Regions from separate parts of the Homo sapiens genome. Here regions 1 and 3 are each linked to region 2. The links are chromatin contacts, found by Hi-C or POLR2A ChIA-PET in ENCODE. All regions are on one chromosome and are shown on one strand. The core of a region is the stretch at or near the end of the contact, and the rest is flanking DNA. Distances in the headings are between cores, read along the strand shown. Region 1 has its middle 15 kb from the start of LINC02539. Region 2 has its middle 52 kb from the start of LINC02539. Region 3 overlaps WAKMAR2 (wound and keratinocyte migration associated lncRNA 2).

Region 1 (4,385 bases), core at 1,423-3,922, 36 kb before region 2:
GTCCTGACCATTACTGGCATGGGGCAGGTATTTAAAGAACAGATACAGTTGCAGGCACTGAAGAGATCATTTTTCAGACTAAGGACAATATTTGAAGAGGAAAGGCCAAAAATATTGAGCCTAGCAAACAGGAATTGACGGCAGTGATGGAAAGTCTGTGAGGAAGTGATCCTCCAGGTCTGTGCAGGCAGGGGACAACCTGTGGATGTTGGCAGGGGGTCTCTTCAGCAGAGAGTAGGATCCAGCTGCGGGGTCATGGTCAGTTTCTGGGCATGGAATGTGAAAGCCCAACATGGACTTTAGTACTGAAATTAGCCTGGGTCATCTGTGTAGCTACCGGAAGTGAAATTTGAAAACTGTAACCAAAAGAAACCAAGCCATCAAAAAGTGTAATATCCAATGGGGACTGATCTAAGGAAGTGAGAGGCCAGTAATCCAAAAGGAAAAGGAGGCCAAGAGCGAAGAACAGCCCAGGAGGCATGCCGAACCTCATCTCCAGCATGGTCCTGGCCACTGCGAGACTAGCTGGGTTTCCACCTTTCCTGGCCCAGTTGTGGTCAGGTGGCCCAGCTTCAGGCCAGGAGGGGAAGAAACAGCAGCCAAGGCTGACAGGAAACCTGAAACCTAAAAACTCCCCATGCCTTCCACATGACAAACACGACAGGACTCAAGTGTCCAACACTAGCATTTCAACTCCGTCTCAACTTGATACCAATCCTTGCACTTTCAGGCCAGGAGAAAATAGATTTTGAGCTCAAATAATGTTAATGCTCCATTTTTTTTTAATGTGGGAAAATAAGAAACAACCAAAATCTGATGGGATGTCATCAAGAAAATCATGAAACAGCATTTGATCACGTAATCTGCCATCATCACAAATCACGTTTTCAAGGAATATTCACTGTCTAAGGAAATGCACGTCACGTAAGGGTATGAAGAAAAGCAGGCTGACATGCCAGAATGTGCTCTAGATTTGCTGAGAGAAATTGTGTTTTGGTACAATAAAGAAGTTGTACTGACAGAATATAGCCCTGTTTTATATAATTAATAAATTGCCTTCATTCACAGAATATTGATGGTACTGTTATACCATAAGAATAGTCAAGATATGTGAAATATCAAAGTGTCCTTACTTGCATAAAATTTAATCCCTAAAAACCTGTCACCTGATATATCTAGATACTTGAAAACTTAATCATGGTAATTTTTACCTTTTTTTTGGTTAGCCTTTTAGCAACTTGGTTTAGTTTTCCCCTTTTGGAACTAAATAAACATTGTAAAATTTAAAATTACTACATAGAGACTAAAATTGTTCATGTAAAATTTCCACATAGCAGATTAATACATATTGACCTTTACCTTTAACAGATATGGACAAAAGTAGTTAAATGTTTTTGTTGAGTGTTTATTTAACTGCCTGTGGGAAAAAAAGAAAAACTTTTCTGAGCGTAATTTAATTGTTTGGAAGTTTTGGATAGTGCAGACTTTCTATTCTTATAGATTGAGAATCAATCAAGTATAGGTAAATTTTAAGGGGTTGAGATTTCTTTGAAACCATAAAGAAGAGGCAGGGAACTGCTCATACTTCTGTTTTGTTTTGCATGGTAGCCATTGCAAGTACCTTATGCATGAAATTAAATTGCTTGGGCTACAAACACTAAAGAGTCACATTAGCAATCCTCAAGCATTTGGTGGGAGAAGGGGGTGTTGTTGATGGTAGAGAACTACTTTCTGATTTTCTTCAAGTCTAATGGAGGGGATAGGAGTGGTGTGGCTTAAATAGAAGAGTGGAGTGGTGTGGCTTAAATAGAAGAGCGGACTTCCCGTGAGAGAGTGCAGATAAGCCAATTGATCCCCTTTCCCACACTGCTGGCATGAGGCAGGGCCAGAGATGCCAGGCCCCAGAGCCACAGGAAACCTGGAAGAGGCAGGACAGGCTGAGGGGTGAACAGGGTGGAGAGGGCACAGGAAGTGCACAGGATCCTCAGGGCGACCAAGGAAAGGAATGTGTGAGCTGGTGCCAAGAAGCTGAGGATAAAAAAGGATGAAGAAAGGAGAAGGGACTGGGTCAGCTGTAGGATAAGGAAGCTGGAGGAGGGGGCTCCTGGGCAGCCCTTGGTATGCCATCTTAGTTTCATTCCACACCTTGATAGGTAAGTCTTAGTTCTTCCATGGTCCCTCTCTTCTGAATTCTCAGGTGACCTCTCCCATAAGAGATACAACAGCTAATTCAGGCACCATCAGACAGCCCGGAGCCTGGGCTTCTGGGCATCATCCACACACCCCATGCAGGGATGGGGAGGTTAGGAAGATGCTGGGGAGTTTGTGGGTGTCTGAGATCAAGGTATGGGGAGGGAGGAGGTCTGTTGGTGGAGTCTACACTATTCCCCACTGCTCCAGGGTAATTCTCACCAGTATTCAGATTTGCCCCATCAAGTAGAGATATAAAAATACAGCTAGTACGTGAGGCCCTAGTCAGGAATACCTGCCCTCAATCCAGTCAACCCCATGTTCTCCCCATCTTCTCCCGATTCACCACAAGCTCTCCCCTCACTCCCATGATTGTCTTTAAGATGTTCAGGAGGTTATCACTCATGGCTACAGCAGTTCCAAATACAAAATTCATTTCTGGCTTATACTTCCAACCACCCCCCCACATTACCCACACCCACTTTCAAAAAGGATCTGAGGTCTATAAGTTGATATTCTATATAAATTGAAATAGAAAACGAAAAACTATTTGGAGAAAAGAGGAAGGAAATATACCAGCGGGTATAATTACTGTCACAGAGTAAGTCACAAAGAAATTGACTGAGGAAGTTGAAACTACTAAATACTCTTGTCTGTCTATATGTACTAACATCTCAGAGAAAATTCATTTCAATAGCACTAATTAATATCAATTTTATTGTATTCAATTAAAATGCTGTAGTTATAAAGCAAAATAATCTTAAAGATTATAAAATAGGTTTATGTTGATAGCAGAAGACACCTGATACCAGTAGCTGTATGAAAGCCATCACTTGGCAAAAGTCAAATGTGAAAGACAAACACAAGGATGCTTAACCACACATGTGGAGCCTGAAAATCAAGCAAATTGAAGCAGGTTGAATCACAGAAAAAAGCATGGATTTTAAAATCAGGCAAACCTTCTGAATTCAACTCAGCTTCCTATTCACTAGCTATGTCTCATGACCTCTCTGTGCTTCAACTTATTCATACCCAAAGCTTAGAAAGTTTGTAGTGAGAAATAGCCATAGGCATCTAATGAATCTACTACAGTGCCTGCCACACAGGAGGCACTCAATAAATAGTATTTATTAATCAAGCCCCTATAATAATTCAGGCAGTATTCTAGGTGCCAAAATTAGACTAATGAATGAAAGAAATCTTTGTTTTAATGAGGTTTATGCTGTGATGGGAGCAAATAGCCAGCAAGTAAGCAGAGAAAGAAGAAAGGGTGGGAGGAGGAAAGAAGGAAAGGAGGGAGAGGAGAGAGATCTGAAAGTGATATTCTATTGAAAAAATACAATAGTAATAAGGTAGAGAGTATCTTGGGGCAAGGGCTAGCTCCTCTAGCTAAGCAGTTGGACTTCTCCAACTGCCTCCTCAGAAGGCCTCTCTTAGGAGATGACATTTTGTCTGAGTGCTGATTGATGGAAAGGAAGTCAGAGTGGGTTAAGATCTTGTGAACAAGGACTCCAGCCAGAGGGAGTGGCAAACAGCAAAGGCCTTGGGACCAGAACAAATTTAACGTTTCCAGAGACAAAGAAAAGCCAATGAGGGACACGAAAGAAGTGTTATAAGTGGCATGTTATGAGTGGCAGAGGAGGGTATAGGCTAGGTCCTAGGTATTGGTGGAGTCAATTCAAGTAAGCCCTTGAAGGCCCAAATTGAGCTTAGATTTTATTTTAATTACAATGGGAAATGATGGGAGGGTTTTAAGCAGGAGAGTCATATGATGAAATGTAATTTTCAGAAAGACTATTCTGTGTGCTGTATGAAGAATGAAGGTGAGTTCTCACGGGTGGAGAAAGGCTGGAAGCAGGCAGACCAGGTAGGACACTGTGGGAGTCATTCAGGTGAAAGGTTGCTCAGGTGATCCTCAGCGATGGAGCAGGTGAGATGTGGTTGGATTGGGGATATATTTTGGAGGCAGAGAGGACAGGACTTCCCAAAGAATTAGATATGAGGGAAGAAAGAGATCAGAGATGATTCCCAGATGTTAGACCTGAGCCATAGGCTGATAGGTAAGGCAATGTCATTTGCTAAGATAAGGAAGAGCAGTGGAGAGATGGTTTGGGATTGATGGGGTAAAGATGGTCAGACATCTAAGTGGACATTCCAAGTAGACAGTTAGACATACAGACTGGAAATCAGGACCA
Region 2 (4,417 bases), core at 901-3,400:
CCATCTCCAGAATTTTTTCATTTTCCCAAACTGAAACTCTACATTCACTCTCTCATAAGTTGTTGGTGGGTTTTTTTTCCCCACAGAGCTTATTGGGTTTATAACTGGAGGAAGTCACATGTGTACAAAATGAAGCTCACACTATCCCAAAGCACAGTAGGAACTGAGAGCTGACTGATAAGTTTTTACAAAGACACAAAGTACTTTAGTTCTTAATGTTTCTAATATTTTAAATTATGGTATTAAAAAATTTCACCATTTTTTTCATTTTCCGATACATTTATAAAAGATAATAAGAGTTTTTAATGTCATGATAAAAAACGTAAAGGTCACAGAACAGTTGTAATTTTTTTCTATTTATTATTAAGATCACTTTGCATGATTTCAGCTAGCATCATCGTTTTCATGGTTCTTTCCTACTAGGTAAAACAAGGATTGCCTTGCGAGGTATATATAAAAATTCGTGAGGTGCATCAAAGTTCTTTAATGGAAAAATCAAAGTCCTGCACACTTACTTTAGAAAAGAAAATCCCTCCCAGCACTTTGGGAGGCTGAGGCGGGCGGATCACGAGGTCAGGAGATCAAGACCATCCTGGCTAACACGGTGAAACCCCGTCTCTACTAAAAATACAAAAAAAAAATAGCCGGGAGGGGTGGCAGGCACCTGTAGTCCCAGCTACTTGGGAGGTTGAGGCAGGAGAATGGCAGGAACCCAGGAGGCAGAGCTTGCAGTGAGCTGAGATCGCACCACTGCACTCCAGCCTAGGCAACAGAGCGAGACTCCATCTCAAAAAAAAAGGAACATTTTGAAGTCAATCATCCAAGGTTTCACCTTAAAGCTACAAAAAGAAGAGCAAACTGAACCTGAAGAAAGGAAATCATAAAGAGCAGAAATTAATGTATAGAATAATGCATAAACAACAGAGAAAAATAAATGAAATCAAATGACACAGCAATAGTATTCCTAAGATGTATGTAAAAGAAATGAAAACATATTCCCATGCAAAGATTGGTACCTATTCATTATAACCCAAGCTAAAAACAAGACAAATAGTCATCAAGGGGTAAATGGAAAAATAAATTGTGGTATATCCATTCAATGGCAAGCCACTACTCTGCAGTAAAAAAGAATAAACTGGCAGGGCGTGGTGACTCATGCCTGAATCCCAGCACTTTGGGAGGCCGAGGTGGGTGGATCACGAGGTCAGGAGGCCGAGACCACCCTGGCTAACATGGTGAAACCCCATCTCTACTAAAAATACAAAAAATTAGCTGGGCATGGTGGCGGGCACCTGTAGTCCCAGCTACCCGGGAGGCTGAGGCAGGAGAAGAACCTGGGAGGTGGAGCTTGCAGTGAGCCGAGGTTGCACCACTGCACTTCAGCCTGGGCAACAGAGCGAGACTCCAGCTCAAAAAAAAAAAAAAAAAGGAATAAACTACAAGTTTATGCAACAACATAAATCTTAACATTTTGAAAACATTATGCTGTGTAAAGAAAAGCCAGACACCAAAAGGTGTCTGTGATAACCTGCATAATTCTATTTCTGTGAAAATCTGGAATGGGAAAATCTAATCTGTATTGATTGAAAGTGGATTAGTGGCTGCCTGGTACCTGGGGGGAGCTGAGAGGATTGACTATCAAAGGGCATGAGGAAACATTTTAGGGTGATGGAAATGTTCTATATTTTGTTTGTTATGGTGGTTACTTGGTGCCTGTATTTGTTAAAACTTGCTGAATTGTACATTTAACATGGGTGCATTTAATTGAAAATAAAATAAAACATGAGGAATCCCAAAATGTGAATTTGAAGAATATGTTTATGTAACCTTGGATTCTTGTGAACCAAGAGTGTGGATGGTGGTATGGGGGTAGGGGGAGGTGGCGTGCACTTGTTTACAGTGATGCCTGTTTGTGTTCAGGTGTGTGTGTGTGTGTGTGTGTGTGGTGATGGTGGTAGTGAGAGAGCCTTCATTGTATATTTATTTTCAACAACAAAATTCGGTCAACAATAAGAAAATCTGTAGCCTTCTGCATCGTCTACCTTAAATGCATTGGCACTGAGAACTGAAGGCATGTTCTCTGCCAATGAGTAATTTACAACCTAATGCTCCACAACAAAGTGAGTTTATCTCTCTCCAAGTTCCCTAACAACAGGCCACCTACTTCCTCGGGGTTTTTTCCAGGAACTAGGTCTTTCAGGCAAATGATGGGTAATAGTCGCCTCCTCCCCACCCCACCCCTCATACACACACACACACACACACACACACACACACACACACACACACACACACAGGCTGTACTTCCTGGGGGAATTCAGACCCAATCTGAACTAGTTTTTGGAAGCCTGACAGTTCCTCTACAGCTGGCGGCCTGAGAGGATGTGGGGCTGCTGCAAGCAATGTGAAACAGAATGGAAGGTGGAGGGGCCCCACAAACTATCCCAGAAGGTGCTTGGTTTCCTACTTTGAAAGATGGCACAGCTTTCTTTAAGCCTTGGCCCCAGGGCAAAGGATAACAGACTTTATTGCGTTTCATTGGTCATCTCTTCTGGGACCAAACCTCTTGCTCAGCAAACCAATGCTAAGCCTAGTGGGCCAGGCAATCTGCCCAGAATCATCCCTTCCAGAAGACATGGCCTGAGCTTGGCTTCTTCCAGGACTGGACGTCTGTGTTTTCTGCCGCTATAGGCACGTGCAGGCTGTGGAAATTGCTGGGGCTCTGCTTCACCAATGTCTGTTCAGTGTTGCTTCTGTTCATTTTTCCATATAGCACTGTTTGTAAAGCCCAGAAGCTGCCTAACTTCTCCTGTTAAGCACCTTCTTCACAAGTTACTTCTTTTAAGTAGTTGCCCATGATATTCCAAAGTTGCATTCACATACCATCCTTTTTCGCTGGATGTTACAAATGATTGAGCTTGGCAGAAGTCAGAGTACTTCTTGTTTTCTCAACCTGCAGCTTACGGGAGGTTATGTACTATACTAGAATACACCACATCCAGCCCTTTGATCCATACACTTTAGTACTCAAGTTGATGATGTCAAATATTAAACATTCAATAATAGTGCCCCAAACCAAAAAAGCTATGCATTGTTTTTTCCAATCTTCAAGGGTTAGGATGTGACTGTGTCATATGAGAAACATTAGCCTCCTTGCCTGAGGATGAATCTAGAGTAGACAATGCCCACCCCATAGACAGACAAGCAATGCAGAGATATCTACTGAGAGGTGTCTCCTCCTTGCCCATCTACAGCTTCCTGTTGGGGATTTGAACTTGACTTCCAAGGTCTCTGACTCACCGATCCAACCAAATCCACTTTAATCATTTCCGATTCCCTCTCACATGTCCTTGGGACTGGATAGAGACAGGCAGACAAACAACTTACACGTTAGGTCTAAAAACTCAAGACTCTAATGTTAATCTAAAACATAAATGCATTTTCTTTCACTGCAGCAGAGTTTCTTTTGCTCCCACAAATGCTAGCCAAGAAAATCCAAGTGAAATCTCTGGGGAGAATAGATGAATGTCACAACCAGAGTCACATTATCAAGAATGAGGCTGACTTGAGTTATATAACAGATGAAGAACCTTATAGGATTGATGCCTGTTATCAGGTCAGAATCACATTGCAAGCCAAATCCTATTTAAGATGTGTGTGGTTAACACTCGCTGCTAGAGTGCTCTTATGCACTGTTCAGGAATAAAAACTGGCTGTGCTCGGCTCAAGTGTCCTCATGGCACCAGGGCAAAATACACAAGCATGGCACTGGTACTTGTCCAGAAATGAAGAAAAGTTGCTAGAAAATGGCCAAGCCAATCAACCATGATTTTGGACATATTTTAAAATTTGTTTTCAAGTTTAATTTGAAGGTAGACATAGTAGTTTCTGCCAACTGTCAAAGTGAAACAACTTAACGTACTCTTTGACCTATTGCCACCTCTTGATACACGGCAAGATGGAAAAACTTAGAATATAAATCCCACATTTATAGTGTGTGTACCCCCTCTCTGATCTAGATAGAGAAACTGGGTGGGAGGGTTGGGACGGGGGATAGAAGTTCCTCTTAAGCTCAAACTCCCCAGAAACTTTTTTCCTACAGTTGTAAAAGTATTGGTAATTTTTAAAATAAGTTTACTCTGTATTTTACAAACATTACTCTTGAGAGCTTCATCTCACCAGAAGCAGAAGTATCCAGTATTGTGGGATAACAAGGCCCCCAGGGTATTTCCAACCAGACTGGCAATGAGAAGCAGTAGAACCACCTAACAAAGGAAACATCATTCTCTTGCATTACCTAAAAATTGCTGAGCCCCGACATGGTCAGTCAAAATAAAGAAGTGTTAGAGAATAATGTGAAGACTCACTGACCCCCAGACAGACCCCGCAAACTGGCAATTACCTTGGTGAACTTGTT
Region 3 (4,160 bases), core at 242-2,741, 56 kb after region 2:
AAAGTCGAATAACACAGAAACCCGTTTTCAAGGAGTGCATAATGGCTTTAAAGGAGAGAGATTTGAAAACAAATTATTACAACTAAGTATAATAAGTGCTCTAATAGAAATATCCACTGGGTGGAGTGGAGCACAGAGGAAGGAGTGATCAGGACAACCTATGGAGGAGGGAGGGAAGGCGGTTCAGAGGAGGCTTCTTGTAACTTGTGTACTGAATCGCAAATATTTCAAGTATGTAAAGAGTAACCTGGGTGGGAACACTCTGGCCAGAGGGAGCACCATGTCCAGAGGCAGCCAGTAGCATAGTGGGTTAGAGGGAGGGCAAGTTTGAACCGCTAGTGTGTAAGGTTCAAGGGGAGAATTGGGGTAGGAGAAGGAGGTGGCATGCCTGGGCAAAAAAATTGGAGAGGTGAGTGACGGCCAGGCTACAGAGGTCCTGTTTTCTGTATAAGGAGGCTGGACTTTCCTCCTACAGGAATGGAAGTCATTGATGAGTTTAAATCAAAGATTTCACATCTGAGGCCATGTGGAGGAAGAATTGGAAGAATTCCTGATGAGAAGCAAGAAAAGCAATGACAGTTTGAGTTTGGGAAACAACTATTGGATAGAGAAAAGGAAACTGAAAAGAGAGGGGCTTAATTGATACAATTAATGAGATTTGGCTTCCGTCTGAATGTAAGGGTGAGGAAGGAGGAGTCCAGAAGACTCCCGGGTTCGTGGCATGGGGAAATCAAGGATGGAGTGCCCATCCCTAAGATAGAAAACAAATGTAGAGGGGGAACCTAGTTGGGAGTTAGGATGATAAAGTTTGAAATGTAAAAGTGGTTAAGAGGAATGAAATAAACAATCAATCATAAGTGGTTATCAAATGGTACGAGGGTCAAGTTGAAGTTAGCCGCATGAATCAGTAGTAACATCACCAGGAGGTGACCTAAGCTTCCCAGCAGAGCTTAGGAGTGAAGCAGAGAAAACAGGTTCATCTTTCCTCTAGAGCAAAGTGCGGGAATGTGAGAGTGGTAGAAGGTCAAGCAGAAAGAGAACTATCAGGCACCAGTGACGGTGCAGCTCAATGTCACTGAGCTTGAGCTCTGTGCCAGGATAGATGAGGAGCCAGAGGAAAGCCTAGTAAAGAGTTCCGGGACAGTGAAGGGAACAGAAGGTGTTTCTGAGGTCAAACAGAAGTTCAGTGGGAGACGTAGGGATAAGTGGCTATGGTCAGGATAGAGAATCGCAACATGTAGGATGCCAGAGGTAGAGTGCTTTCAGTTGACCTTGAGTTCTAAGATGTGGCTGTGCTCCAAGGGGGCTACTTGCACTAATGTGGCTCGGGTAGTGTCTGAAGTTAGATTTGAGAATTTGATCAGAGAGGACAGTAAGCATGGATGAGGAAGTCACTGTGACTCATGGCAGGGGAGGGTGGAGGGCACCCTCTGAGGAAGATGGAGATATATCCTGAAAGCCCTTCCTGCGGTCTATGAGGCCGGGTGCCATCTGCCTCCCGCCAGCCTCTCTTCCTGCGGCCCTGGTCCAGCCTCCCCACTCCAGCCCAGTGGGCCTTCTTTCAGTTCCTTGAATGCCCTGGACTTTGTTTCACCCCAGGGCCCTCACAAGTGCAATTTCCTCTTCTCAGAATTTCTAACACCCTTCAGCTTCTGCTCTACCTTCTTCCACTCCAATCAGATCTCATTTTGAATATCACTTCCCCAAGAAGACTTTCCCCAAATCGTCGGGCCTTAAGTCTGTGTTAGAACCCTCTGTCAAACTTCCCCCTATTACCTAGTACTTCTTAGCATTTACCACAATTGTAACTCAGTATGGTGTAATGATTTGCTTATGGCCAATCTCAGTGGATAAGCTTTTTGAGGGCAGACACCCTACCTGCCTTGTCTATTAATACAACTCAGTCCCTAATAGAGGACCCACTGATGCATTTTTACCTACCCTTGGTCTGTGAGGATTGGAAGTGGCACAATGCAATGTATGCGGTATTTTGATATAAAATATTGAACTAATATTCCAGAAATACATTTAAAATGTTAGATTAAATGTGTAAGTGAATGTGAAGGTAAATGGTTCACTGGATGGTGAAACAGCTAATCTCTCAAATTAAGACTCTACAGCATATAAATATATAGGCTGCTGCTACCCAAAGGACAATCTCTCAGTCTCTCCCGGAGTACCTCGCTGCCAGATCAATCTTCTTTAAACACCATTTTTATCACAGGACTCATGCTTAAAATTTTCAGAGACTCCATTTCCCTTCCCTGCTGCAACTGAAGTCCCCCCACAGACTTGCAGTGGCCTTTAGAATGTGTCTGGGCCCCGGCTCACTTCTGCTCATGGAAGGCTAGTTCTTTCATGCTTCCATTAACCTATCGGGCTCATTTTCCCACCTCCATGACTTGGCCCACAGTGCCTCCCTTTCTTGGAAGGCCCTCACCTTTCTCCAGAACACACTGGGCATTGTCCCTGTCACTTAAGACCGACCTCAACTCTCAGTTCCTCCCTGGAGCTTCAGCCTCTGGCCGTTTCTTGCCTAGTTGTTTTAGGCTCCTTTGAATTCCTATAGCCCCAGAGAACCACAACATAGTTCTCAATGTATACTGTCCTGGATTGTTCAGTATAGATTCTTGGGAGTTATACACGTCTCATAATAGATAATAAATTCCTCATCAAACCAAGGGGAACCTAAAATAATGTAGATCACCCTTGTCTTCCCCCAGACTATGATGCTGGTCAGGTTATCTGTTTACTGAATGTCCAAACACCTTGAGAAATCATTTTACCTTAAGAATTTCTTTTCAAATTCAATATATTTTGTTTCTATTTATTTATTTTATTTTAATTAATTTTTTTTTTGAGACAGAGTCTCACTCTGTCTCCCAGGCTGGAGTGCAGTGGCGCGATCTCAGCTCACTGCAACCTCCACCTCCTGGGTTCAAGCAATTCTCCTGCTTCAGCCTCCCCAGTAGCTGGGATTACAGGCACCCACCACCGTGCCTGGCTAATTTTTATATTTTTTAGTAGAGATGGGGTTTTGCCATGAGTCAGGAATTCGAGACAGGATGGTCTGAAACTCCTGACCTCATGTGATCCACCGCCTTGGCCTCCCCAAATGCTGGGATTACAGACGTAAGCCACCAGGCCCGGCTGAAATTTAACATATTTTGGAAAATATATTTTAGCATTGCTTTTCTTGTTTTTTCCCCTAGTCTCCTGCGAGTATATAGTTAATGGGATATGTTTGGGATGAATTATAAACAATCCCTTTCTAGAATACATTTACTGCCATAAGGATCTCTCCCAAGTCAGTTATTTGAGGTCATATGATATTTACAAGTGAGGCTGGACTAGGGATAGGAATTCCTGGTATTCTGTGTATTTTTCTAACTGACTGCAGTGACTCTCATAACATATGAAGACATTATTACAAAGTATGTTTAAGGCAATTCAGGACTTTTTTGTGTGTGACTCTTATTTAAACAACTATTTCCAGTGATTTTCTTGGCTGTATATCCCATAGAAATTAGGCAAGCTCTGTCTTTGAATCGCTGAAGGCATATTTCTTATAAAACGAAAACAGTTTTCATTTAAAAAAAAAAAAACCTCTATGTATTAAATCCATAAAAAAGAAAACAGAAAGGAAATCTACGTAACAAATGACAGTTAGTTACGTGTGTGTGGTTAAGGGCTCACTATCATTATATTCATAAAAATATTAATTATGTGCAGGGCTAGAATCCAAGACATATCTATAACTCCTTAGGAAATAATGTACAGGCTCATAGTCACTAATCAGCTGAAAAAAAGTCCTTGGAAAATTTAGAGAATGTGAGATTATTTTGCTTAACCAAGAGAAATAACACTGGATGGTGGTCAAAGCTTATGAACACAGTTTGTATACAAAGATAGGCAGTTCATATATCATTCTTTATCCTTTGAGAAAAGGTAACATAACATTTCAAGGTTCCGTGTCCCTTTTGCAAGTAAAAAAAAAAACAAAATAAAAAAAAAAACGTGGTGGAGGCAATTCTGGAATATCCAGGAAATCTGATCTCACAAATGAGGAAGCTCCCAAATATGGGCATAGAGTGAGACCAATTTTCCAGTGCAAATCCTCTGAGGTATATGCAGTTGGGAATACCCTTATTAAAAATTCC

Evidence for each region. A loop is a pair of places that touch in the nucleus more often than their neighbours do. ChIA-PET counts read pairs that join two places held with the same protein, here RNA polymerase II (POLR2A). Pooled maps may share reads with other maps.
Region 1: a map with no recorded cell type shows a loop between it and region 2 (7-fold over the local background). The contact joins two enhancer-like sites. A Hi-C loop is called at or near these places in 4 of 168 maps with a recorded cell type or tissue (Caco-2, heart left ventricle, mammary epithelial cell and 1 more), 9 of 37 single-sample maps with no recorded cell type and 10 of 50 pooled maps. POLR2A ChIA-PET finds 5 or more read pairs at or near these places in 11 of 52 experiments (BJ, GM12878, H1 and 7 more).
Region 3: a pooled map shows a loop between it and region 2 (5-fold over the local background). The contact joins two enhancer-like sites. A Hi-C loop is called at or near these places in 3 of 168 maps with a recorded cell type or tissue (endothelial cell of umbilical vein, mammary epithelial cell and psoas muscle), 2 of 37 single-sample maps with no recorded cell type and 13 of 50 pooled maps. POLR2A ChIA-PET finds 5 or more read pairs at or near these places in 11 of 52 experiments (AG04450, GM12878, HepG2 and 6 more).

What each region holds. Positions count from the first base shown.
Region 1 is chr6:137,751,844-137,756,228 of GRCh38, forward strand. No RefSeq gene overlaps it. Among named protein-coding and RNA genes, the nearest start is that of LINC02539, 15 kb to the left of the region's middle. Within about 2 kb of position 2,673, at least 3 of the 41 ENCODE cell types and tissues checked have a DNase peak (open chromatin) inside an H3K27ac peak, as active enhancers do.
Region 2 is chr6:137,788,346-137,792,762 of GRCh38, forward strand. No RefSeq gene overlaps it. Among named protein-coding and RNA genes, the nearest start is that of LINC02539, 52 kb to the left of the region's middle. Within about 2 kb of position 2,151, at least 6 of the 41 ENCODE cell types and tissues checked have a DNase peak (open chromatin) inside an H3K27ac peak, as active enhancers do.
Region 3 is chr6:137,845,465-137,849,624 of GRCh38, forward strand. The region is part of intron 3 of WAKMAR2 (wound and keratinocyte migration associated lncRNA 2); the gene reads right to left. Among named protein-coding and RNA genes, the nearest start is that of TNFAIP3, 20 kb to the right of the region's middle. Within about 2 kb of position 1,492, at least 5 of the 41 ENCODE cell types and tissues checked have a DNase peak (open chromatin) inside an H3K27ac peak, as active enhancers do.